Linked DNA regions of Homo sapiens: region 2 is linked to region 1. A link is a contact called in ENCODE Hi-C or POLR2A ChIA-PET data. All regions are on one chromosome and are shown on one strand. Each heading gives the region's core, a stretch centred on a gene start or an enhancer-like site at or near the end of the contact. The rest is flanking DNA. Distances are from core to core; before and after follow the strand shown. Region 1 overlaps LINC-PINT (long intergenic non-protein coding RNA, p53 induced transcript). Region 2 overlaps PODXL (podocalyxin like).

The links. A loop is a pair of places that touch in the nucleus more often than their neighbours do. ChIA-PET counts read pairs that join two places held with the same protein, here RNA polymerase II (POLR2A). Pooled maps may share reads with other maps.
Region 2: a map of K562 shows a loop between it and region 1 (3-fold over the local background). The contact joins two enhancer-like sites. A Hi-C loop is called at or near these places in 1 of 168 maps with a recorded cell type or tissue (K562), 4 of 37 single-sample maps with no recorded cell type and 9 of 50 pooled maps. POLR2A ChIA-PET finds 5 or more read pairs at or near these places in 3 of 52 experiments (BJ, activated CD4-positive, alpha-beta T cell and activated T-cell).

What each region holds. Positions count from the first base shown.
Region 1 is chr7:131,037,357-131,042,942 of GRCh38, forward strand. The region is part of intron 3 of LINC-PINT (long intergenic non-protein coding RNA, p53 induced transcript); the gene reads right to left. Among named protein-coding and RNA genes, the nearest start is that of LINC-PINT, 70 kb to the right of the region's middle. Within about 2 kb of position 3,260, at least 14 of the 41 ENCODE cell types and tissues checked have a DNase peak (open chromatin) inside an H3K27ac peak, as active enhancers do.
Region 2 is chr7:131,506,005-131,511,201 of GRCh38, forward strand. PODXL (podocalyxin like) reads right to left here. Exons shown (of 9, transcript NM_001018111.3): 2 at 4,824-5,197; 3 at 4,232-4,327; 4 at 3,361-3,581; 5 at 2,947-3,024; 6 at 575-722; 7 at 256-317; 8 at 1-31. Among named protein-coding and RNA genes, the nearest start is that of PODXL, 48 kb to the right of the region's middle. RefSeq lists an enhancer at 1-569 and a silencer at 2,110-2,169. Within about 2 kb of position 2,052, at least 3 of the 41 ENCODE cell types and tissues checked have a DNase peak (open chromatin) inside an H3K27ac peak, as active enhancers do.

The sequences.
Region 1 (5,586 bases), core at 2,010-4,509:
AAGGGAGAATTTCTAAAATAATATACCCAGAAACAATGCCCAAAGGAAGGATGACATTAAAAGAAAACTCTTATTCAACAAATGGCATTATTTAAAAAGTTAACAATCAAGCCCCGAACCAGAAGATATTTTTACTCATATAGACCACAAAGAATTGATATGCAGAATATATAAAGACTGCCTACAAATCACTAAAAGAAATCAACAGAAAAATCACATGATTAGAAAATGTCCTTCACAGAAGAAACCCAAATAGCTAAATAAACACATAAATTCTCAATCTTCCTAGTTATCAACCAAATTCTAATAAAACTACAATGAGATATTACTCACTAGTTATCAACCAAACTCTAATAAAACTATAATGAGATACTATTTCACACCCATCAAATTGGTAGAATTAGGACTTGACAATACCAAGTGTTTATGAGGACACGGGGTGAGATACAACCACTCCAGAGAGCAATTTCATTCTAGTTATTAAGTTTGAAATTGTGCATACCCTAAGACCTGGTAATTTTTTGGTTGTATACCCCAGATGAACTCTGGTGTGTGCACTAAGGAGAAATATAAATGAATTCATATAGCAACATTTTTTAATAGTGAAAAATTGTAAAAACTTAAAAGTCTCTCAATAGGAAAATATATTTTAAAATTGTGACATATTTTGAAGAACTGAATACCATAAAACAATTAAAATAAATGAACTAGAGCTACAGATATTAATATAAGTAAACTCCAAAAACATAATATACAGCAAAAAGGGCAGGCTCAGACAATGTACACAATATAGACTGTAGTGAATACTGAGGTGGCTGCTCAGGTCTCTCTTTAGGACTGAAGAGCTTATCCCCCAGTTTCTAGGGGTGTTGCAAGTTAACAGCCCTCAGTTGAAAGAGTCACCTCACCAAGGTCTCATCCCTTCTTCAGGGGTAGCCTTCTTCCCATAACTGGTCAATGTGAAGCTACCAAGGCCTGGCCCCTCACCCCAACGTGGTACCATCCTCAAGGGCTACCCCACCTTCAGCATCCCCTTTGGGATCAGCTGAGGCCTATCTTGTGATCGGACACCACAGCCCAATTTCTCCCTTGGCCCAATTGTGCTTCCTCCTATTCCACAAGTGTGAATCCTAAAATCTCCTTAACAAACTTCCTACATGTTAATCTTCTTTTCTTTTCTTTTCTTTTTGGATACGGAGTTTTGCTTTGTCACCCAGCCTGGAGTGCAGTGGCTTGATCTCGGCTCACTGCATCCTCCACCTCCCAGGTTCAAGTGATTCTTCTGCCTCAGCCTCCTGAGTAGCTGGGATTACAGGTGCACACCACCACACCTGGCTAATTTTTTGTATTTCAGTAGAGATGAGGTTCCACTATGTTGGCCATGCTGGTCTGAAACTCCTGACCTCAAGTGATCTGCCCGCCTCGGCCTCCCACAGTGCTGATTACAGGCATGAGGCACTGGTGGCCCCCAGCCTTAATCTTCTGAGTTCCATTTCCCTTGGAACCTGACTTGCAACAGATACAATGTATATCGTGTTTTAAAACATGTACCATAATACAATTTATGTTGTGAAACAGTATTATTTATGTTTGGGAATGCGTGTGTATTTTGTAAAACTGTAAAAGCATGCACCAGAATGACGAACACCAAATTCAAGAGAGAAGTTACTTCTGGAAGGTAGAAAGGAGGACAGGCTTGTGGAAGCACACACATAATGTTTTAATAACTACATTACATTTTCATTCTTATACTGGATACTGTATACATATATACTGGTTAGAGTATTCCTTATGCTTTCTTTGTATATCCGAAATTCCATGACTTTTTAAAGTAACCTAAAAGGAACAGCTTGCCACTGTATCAACCATTCTTCACTTTTTTTCTGCTGCAATAAACAAATGGATGACATTCATGTGGCCAACAGAGAATAATGGGTGTTCCCACATTTTGAAACAAGAACAAATTTCCTGTTGGAAATAAAAAAAAAAATAGGGCTACAGAGCTCTTTTTGCTTTTTTTTTTAAAGTGGCAATCTTGAGAAGTATTTACAAGTTTGTAATTCTATACCATGCACTAGCAATGATCACTTTAAACAGGCTACTACACAGATAATATAAAACTATGCATAATTTCTACAGTAATTCCACTTCCCTTTCTTCTGCTCAAGAAATTACTGGATTTCAAGTGACCGAAATTATAGTGATAACTTTGACTTTGTCAAGTTTCACACATCGTGGGGCCAAGATTTGAGCCAGGGCAGTCTGACTCTGAATTTGAACAGTGTTTAATTGCCAGGAACAAACCACAGGGAAAACTTCTAAACAGAAGAATACAGAGCAAAAGGAAATGCCTAGGATTGTTCTTTCTAAATTCTCAACATTTCCCAATACAAAAAGTATTATGGTATAATTACAGTTCTATAAAACAATGTGCTCTATGTATAATAAAAATACCAGCAAAATAAAGAGATTACCTGAAAATTGTAAATCGAAGGACACATTCACATAACTGAGATACAACTGGATTTTTCCCTAAATTTGTTAGATAATTCCACAATTGCCAATTTCGCTCTGTTTGTTGAGATCTGATCTTGGTTTCAAATTTTAAAATTTCACTGTATAATAAAATGAGTTCCATGTCCCTAGGGTTGGGCCACGGAAACAATGTTCTTCTCTGTTCCCACCCAATGTGAGCTATGTATGACAGCAACACATCACATAAAAGGATCTAGAAGCTCAAAATAAAAGGGGAAAAAAAAGTATGTGGGAGGGGAGCAGGATGAAAAGATTAAAATATTTTCTAACTCACTAATTTGAAGCAAACAGGTTTTGTACATATCCAAGGCACTGAGCACAAACAATCCAATTTCAACTGATGTTAATTATTCAGGACTACTACTAAGAAACTAAATTTTAAGTTCTATATTTGTTTAATATAAAAAATTTATAATACAGTTACAAAGGAGGAGAAAAACAAAACAAATATATCAACATGGTCAGACATTGACAATAAAAGATTGTTGACTGGGAATGAAATATGTAACACTCTGTCAACAAAGCTTTTCATACCTTAAAGGAATTTTATACGTAATCCCTTCCTCTTAACCCATTATGTGTTTCGAGTTCCTCTTTCTCCTGACACTGTCAAAAAATCTTTTTCTTTAACGTTTTCCCAGTAATCCAGTTATTCCTAAATTTTCAGCGACATTTTAGAAAGAAATCCAAACCTCAGCTCAGGTTAACATCTATACAGGCACTCCCTCTTGTGGTACAAAGGGAAACTGCCTGTTTACTCCAGCGCTCAAGCCCAAGAAGTCCTTTGAGTTTTAGCGCACTGAAGCAGGTTCTTTATTGTCTTCATTTTATAGACCAGGAAACAGCACAACTGAGGTCCAGCAACTTACTTCCTCGAGGCATAACAACCAGAGAACTGAGATTCAGCTCAGATGTCTGATATCCCTATCCCAAGGCCATGCACTTTGCACCATACCTCATGATCTACAACATCTATTCACCCTGTTCTTTTTGTTACCAAATTTCCAAGAATACCTGTAAAGCAGGTAGTGTAGTGACCACATATTACTGAAAGATGCATTTAATGCAATAAGAAGAATCTAATTTTAAACTTCTACTGTTTTGATGTAGTTTCAAAGCAGCTGCTTAGCTTGTATTTTCAGTTTAATATATTCGTGATCATTAACAAAACAGCGAAGTGAATAATGGGCATAAATTTTCCTAAGAAGAATCATTTTCCATACTTATTTTTCAATATTATCAAAAAGTATGTAATTTTGTGGGTTTTTTTGTTTTTTTTTTTTTTGAAACAGAATCTTGCTCTGTTGCCCAGGCTCGAGTGCAATGGTGCAATCTCGGCTCACTACAACCTCCGCCTCCCAGGTTCAGGCTATTCTCCTGCCTCAGCCTCCCGAGTAGCTGACATTACAGGCGCACACCACCATACCCACCTAATTTTTGTGTTTTTAGTAGAGACAGGGTTTCACCACATTGGCCAGGCTGGTCTAGAACTCCTGACCTCAGGTGATCCCCCCGCCTTGGCCTCTCAAAATGCTGGGATTACAGGCGTAAGCCACCGCGCCCAGCCGTAAACAGAATTTTATTTTGTGTGTTATGGACCCACTTGTAACCAAAAGCGCTTCTTTGAAGGACAAGACAAATAATTAGAATTTCCAAAATAATAAACTGTCATCCTTATTTACATGTTAATGTCAATGGATCTGAATAAAAGAATTTATGCGGCCGGGTGCGGTGGCTCATTCCTGTAATCCCAGCACTTAGGGAGGCCAAGGTGGGTGGATCACCTGAGGTCAGGAGTTCGACACCAGCCTGGTCAACATGTGAAACCCCGTCTCTACTAAAAATACCAAAATTAGCCGAGTGTGGTGGCGCATGCCTGTAATCCCAGCTACTCAGGAGGCTAAGGCAGGAGAATCGCTTGAACCCAGGAGGCGGAGGTTGCAGTGAGCCTTGATCGTGCCACTGCACTCCAGCCTGGACGACAAACTGAGACTCAGTCTCAAAAAAAAAAAAGAAAAAGAAAAAGAATTTATGCTTTGTGTTAATGGCATGTCATAAAATTTCAAAACCTGCTGATTCCCAAACACCTATTTTATTTATCTTCATCATGAATTTATATGATGAAAAGTACCTCCTTTACAGGTTTTAAAAGTTAAATGAGCTATACAAGTCAAGGACTGGTTAGTCTTTTATAAAGTTCACCTTTTTCATCTTCCTTTTACCAGAGAAATATAAAGATGTACTCCCATAAATGGTAAAAATACAGAGGGAAGAAGGCAAGACAGCAAGTAGAAAAAATAATTATCAAAAGCACTACTGAATTCTTCAATGTGACAGGTTTTCACCTGCAAGAATTTTTCCACTCTGGAAATGCCCCGAAGTGTCCCACAGTGATTCCACCTGTACAAGTGAGACTACAGCCCATGATGCTGCCCAACCACAGTTGGCCAAGACCTCCCTAGCTGCCCCTTTCTGCCTGATGTGCCACGTGTGTCCCCCCCCAGAGCTGGGCCATGGAGCAAAGAGGATCAGCTTTAAAGCCCAATCAAACGTAGGCTGCATTCCCCTGATCAAACCTCCAAAGTGAATTCCTGGTTTCCTAACTCAATAAGCAAAACAAACAGATGCAACCTCCAAGTATTTTGTATTCCTCACCTCAGTGAATTCCCCACCACTTGCTGAGAAGGCCACGGCAGAAGCTGAACTAATCCTTGACTCCTTTTTCTCCAATATTCTCCCTATCCTGCCAGTCAAAAGGGCATATAACTCCCAGTCACTGAATCTCTTGACTCAACCTCTCTTCTTTAATCCCAATGCCACAGCTTTAGATAAAGTCCTTCCAACATCTTGCAACCTGGATAACAGCCAAGTCCTATTCATCCCTCTCAACCTGGCTCTTCCATGCCCTCCTGCAAGGCCTTCCCCAGCCCTTCTCTGTGGATGCCCCTCCTCCGTTTTGAAGCAGACTGGATACCAGCCCCACCCCGCCGCCATGCTTCTTTTATCCTTGCAGGTGGGTGTGTCTTTATCTTCAGGGTGCCTGAAACATAT
Region 2 (5,197 bases), core at 802-3,301, 470 kb after region 1:
GGTCCCCTAGCTTCATGTCACTGACCCCTGCCTGCATGGGAAGTGGCAGAGAACAGGCTGGGGGCATCCTCTCTCCCTCAGCCCCCGGCTTCACTGTAGAGCCCCTCCGCTTGCAGTCTGCTAGGGTCCGTGCCGCCGCCCTCTTCTACATGCAGGCACATGACGGGGTTCCTCCCCACAGAGAGAGGGGAGTAACCAGACCTCCCACAAGGGGCTTCGGAGCCACTCTGTCCCCACACTTGGGGGGCCGCTTACCTCCTTTAGTTCATCCCATTTGTCCTTCAGCCGCTCGTACACATCCTTGGCAGGGAGCTTAGCTGTGGGAGAGGGAGACGATGCCCAATGGCCCAGCCCAGAGCGAGGCAGTGGGGGACGGGGACTGCGCCCCAAGAGAGGGACGCACCGTATCTCAGTCTCCTGAGTGTCTCTCGGGTGACCTGGGAGGGGGTGTGGCTTGACAGTTCTTAGGGAACTGAAGGGGCACCACTGTGACCCACCCTCCAATGTGGCTTCTGCATGCCCCCCATTCCCACCCATGCAGGCCCCAGCCCAGGCCCCCTTGCCCTCCACTCACTGTGAATAGTGATTTCTTTGACGACCACGGTCTGACTTCCTGGAACAGATGCCAGCCGTATGCCGCACTTATCTTGGGCCGGGTTGAAGGTGGCTTTGACTGCTCGGCATATCAGTGAGATCAATTTCTCATCCGAAGCGCCCCCTGCCTATGGTGGGGAGAGCGCAGGTGACTCCGCGGGGAGCGTGACAGCAGCCTAGGCCTGTGGGGCTGCCCTCCCAGCTAAGGTCGGGACAGTGCTGTTGCTGTGCTAGAACCTGCCTCCCTCTCTAGCCCCAGCTGGTGCTCCACGCAGGCCTGCCAGGAATCAAGGGTTGCATGCTGTTCTCCTGGGCCAGTTCCTGCCTCCTCTGTCTCGTTCCCATCAGCCCGTTCTCCGCACTGTGTTTATCTGGTCTACGCTTGCACCTTTCATTCCTTTCACCCTAGTGCCTCTTTTTTCCCTCCAAGCTGTTTGCGGATTGGGGGTTGTTTTCATCTCCCTCCCTAGAACGGGCTAGAGAGGGGGCACTGCACAGCAACCCTACCCCACAGCCCGCAGGGAGACTCCAATTCCCCCTAAACTCCCATTCACCAGCCTTTCATGCCCAGTTCGGAGAAATCAGGTGGGGAGGCTGCAGCTCTCAGCAGAAGGGTCTCTACCCCCAAAGCTGAAATACATGTGCCCTTGCCCTAGGCAGAGCCTCTGGCTCTGAAGCCACGGACAGGCTGACAGGGAAGGGGCTCCACTGAGTAGGGGAACAGGTGGGATCTTGAAGCTACCCCTAGGATATCTTGGAGGGGGTCTTATTTAGCTCTAAGAACAAAGATTGTGGCTGACGTGGCTTTAGAGCTGAGGATGAGGGGAGAAGTGTGGGCAGCATGTATCCAGTCCTGCCATGCCATCTAGGGGCACCCCTCCCTGGGGCTTCTCTGACCTGATTCTGGAATAAATGACTAAGACAAAGAAAAGGACTCTAGGGATAGCTTAGCACAGAACCCATACAAACCACCCCTAAGGTTTCTACCAGAATTTCCTTAGGCTTAGTAATTCCCCACCCTGACATCAGGAAGGGATCCAGGGTTTTCCATCTTCCTTTTCTAGCAAAGGGAAAAAAAAAAAAAGTGTCTCACAACAATCACACAGCCTACCAAGCTACATCCAAAAAGAGGGTCTGAGGAAGGGCTGGGCGGGCACCTGACTGTCCCCAGAGCCCATATCATGCAATGCCTGCCTTGTCCAATAAGCCCAGCCCTAGGAGAGCACTGCTCCCTTTTAAAACTCTGGTCTAGATGTAGGCTTTTGTAAAGTTCACTTGGAAAATGCCGGCATAATGGACACCCAAAAGAAAACAACTGCAGAAAATTCAGGCAGCATTAAAGTGTTGTAAGCCCAAATTCTCCATCCTATCTATAGACACCGTGTTCAGGTCTGTTCTAGTTCTAGTTCCTAGGGGGTGGCTGCAAAAAACCGGCACTGACCGGGAGAGGGCAGCAGTGAGCCAGCCATCTCCAGCACCCGCCGCGCTCGGCAGTTATTTACTGAGTGTGCACAGCGCACACTCCCCAGACCAAAGCCTTTGGACCCATGGAGACCGGTGGCCTGAAGGCTGCTCACACACTGCTACCTCCCTCACACAGGTGTGCTCACACGCACGCTCACCACCCAGACTGGAGAAATGCTGGCAGTGGCTCCTGCATTCCTGGGCCCTTTTCTCTCCCACCCATCCCATCAGCTCCTCAGGTTAGAGGGAGAATCTCCCAGCACTGTTCGTCCATCAAGGCTCTCAGATAGTCCACAGACCAGGAAATGTGAAGCCACAGACGATTAAAGCAGACAGACTACACCTCTCATTTTCTCTTGCTTTTCTTTTCTTTCTGTAAAAACAGGGTCTTCCTATGTTTCCCAGGCTGGTCTTGAACTTCTGGCCTCAAGCAAACTTCCTGCCTCAGCTTCTCAAAGTGTTGGGATTACAGGTGTAAGCCACCACACCTGGCCTCACCTCTCATTTTCAATTGAGACATCTGAAACCCAAAGAGATCAACTCACCAAAGTCACTCCCAGAGCTAGGGGCAAACAGGAACTAGGATCAGGGTCCCTCAACTCAGCATACTGGAAATAGTCACACAGTGAAAGCCGAGGAAACCGGGGGGTGGGAGGGGGGGGTCCAGTCCTGTGGGTGTGTCCTGACTTAGAGAAGTCTTAAACCTTGGTCTGTTGCTCTGTAAGATGGGAAAGGACCACTTCCTACTAGGAAGAAATGAGGGCCGGAAAGCAAATGCACCTTAGAAAGATGTTTAAAAATGCACCTAGAAAGAACATACATTCCCTCTCCCTCCCTCAGCCCTGCTGTGAGCCTGCACCTGGCGGCTCAGATCAGCAAGCTACTCACACAGAGGGTGTTTCCTGTGAGGTTCAGGACGAGCTGCTTCTCACTCTGTGTCTGTGTCTCAAGATCCTCACACTTTGCCTGGAAGAAGCCACTGAGATTAAGGTTTGGGCTAATAGTCATGGAATCTTTGACATTTCCCCCCAACTAAGGGGTGACCCAGATAGGAAAGAGTTCACGGCAAGCTGGAGGCATGGCTGGACCCATTCCAGAGCCAGGTATGTCCTGGCTGCGTGGCTTGAGGGCAGCTCAAGCCAGGACCAGGCTAACCAGGGAGAGGGAGGAGGGAATGGGTAAGTGCTGCTCAAAGCCCCAGCCAGGGGCCCTGCGTTGGAGGAAAGAACAGAAAACCTTGTCTTAAAGCCTCTTCTACCCGAGTCTGGGTTCTCCTACTTGCCCCACCCCTGCTGGAGTTACCCAGTTACTCTCATGAGCCACAGTGGGAGAAGGTGTTTTGGGGTATCGGTGGGTAGTTGATGCTGCTGTGGGGCTGGAGCTCATGGTCTCTGGCAGGGTAGGTGTTCTCAATGCCGTTGCCGGGCTCGTGGGCTGCACTGTCTCCTGGGAGGAAGGGGCCGTAGAGCTGGCTGGCATCTGACTGGAGGTCTGTTGAGTTCTTTGCGAGATAACCGATGACGCTGTCATTGGGAAAACGAGGGTAATGAGAAAAGATGAGTGCACCCTTGCGAGAAGAGGACAATCTTTTCTTGCTCTAATAGTTTTCCCAGGTTCTTTGGTCTTACCTCCCACAGAGACGGAAGAAGTGGACTCCTATGACAAGCCAGTGGAATAACCCGGCAAAGTCACAGCAGCCGCAGCAAACGTTCACTGAGCACTTAACTTTGTGCAAGGGACTGGGTGCCTCAAAGGTACTTTCCTACTGAATCCTCACAATCCTCTGGGGAAGGAATCGGCATCATCCCTATTTCATAAACAAGGAAACTGAGGCTCCGAGGGGCTCAGTGATTTGCCCGAGTTCCTGTGCCAACAATGGCAGGGCAGGGATTCGAAGCCAGGATTATCTCAGCCGGAGCCCGCACTCCTACTGTGTGGCACCCTCCTGTGGAGCGGTGGCCTGCTGACTTCAGACCATATGCCTCTGATATGCAGCAACATCACCAGGAGCGCTCAGAAACTCTGGGTCCACAGGTCTGAGATGGGCCATGATCCTAAGGCTCTTGATCCATAGGTAGATTTTGAAATTGATTTACTAGGTTAAGACAAGCTCTTATAAATAATAAGTAAGTAAGTAAGTAAACAGGTATCGGCCGGGCATGGTGGCTCATACCTGTAATCCCAGCACTTTGGGAGGCCAAGGTGGGCAGATCACCCGAGGTCAGGAGTTCAAGACCAGCCTGGCTGACATGGTGAAACACTGTCTCTACTTGAAAAAAAAAAAAAAAAAAAAAAAAAAATTAGCTGGTGTGCTGGTGCACACCTGTAGTCCCAGCTACTCGGGAGGCTGAGGCAGGAGAATTGCTTGAACCCGGAGGTGGAGGTTGCAGTGAGCAGAGATCATGCCACCGCACTCCAGCCTGGGTGACAGAGCGAGACTCCATCTCAAAAATAAATAAATAAATAAATAAATAGGTATGAAATAGAAACTATTCCCCTCTCAGGTTCAAGCAATTCTCCTGCCTCAGCCTCCTGAGTAGCTGGGATTACAGGCGCCTGCCACCATACCCAGCTAATGTTTGTATTTTTAGTAGAGACAGGGTTTCGCCATGTTGGCCAGGCTGGTCTCGAACTCCTGACCTCAGGTGATCCACCTGTCTCGGCCTCCCAAAGTGCTGGGATTACAAGGCATGAGCCTTTTCAGAGCCATCACGCCTGGCCCTGAAAAGTTTCTTGGTGCTTGAAGAAAACCAGGCATTACTTACGTAGGGTGGTGGTCATCCCCGGGCTTGTGAAGGTGTAGCCAGGGATAGCCACAGTGCTTGAACTGCTTGAAATTTTCATAAGATGGTCATGTCCCGAGCTTGTTGGGGTGGCCACAGGATGCGTCGAAGTGGGTTGTCGGGGGCTAAGTGGACTTGTAGGGTGAGGGGTCGTCAGATGTTCTGCCTTAGTGGATGTGAGGTCTGTGGTCACACTGTGGCTGCTTTTCCCCCCAGAGTTTGTTGTATCTTCTGCTCCATTCTGGCTGCTTGTGGTGTTAGGTTTAGCTGTGGCTGTGGAGGTTGCAACTGTAGTGGTGTCTGCACTTTTTGTGCTCTTGGGGCTCTCGATGGTGGTAGTAGGGTTGCCTGAGCCG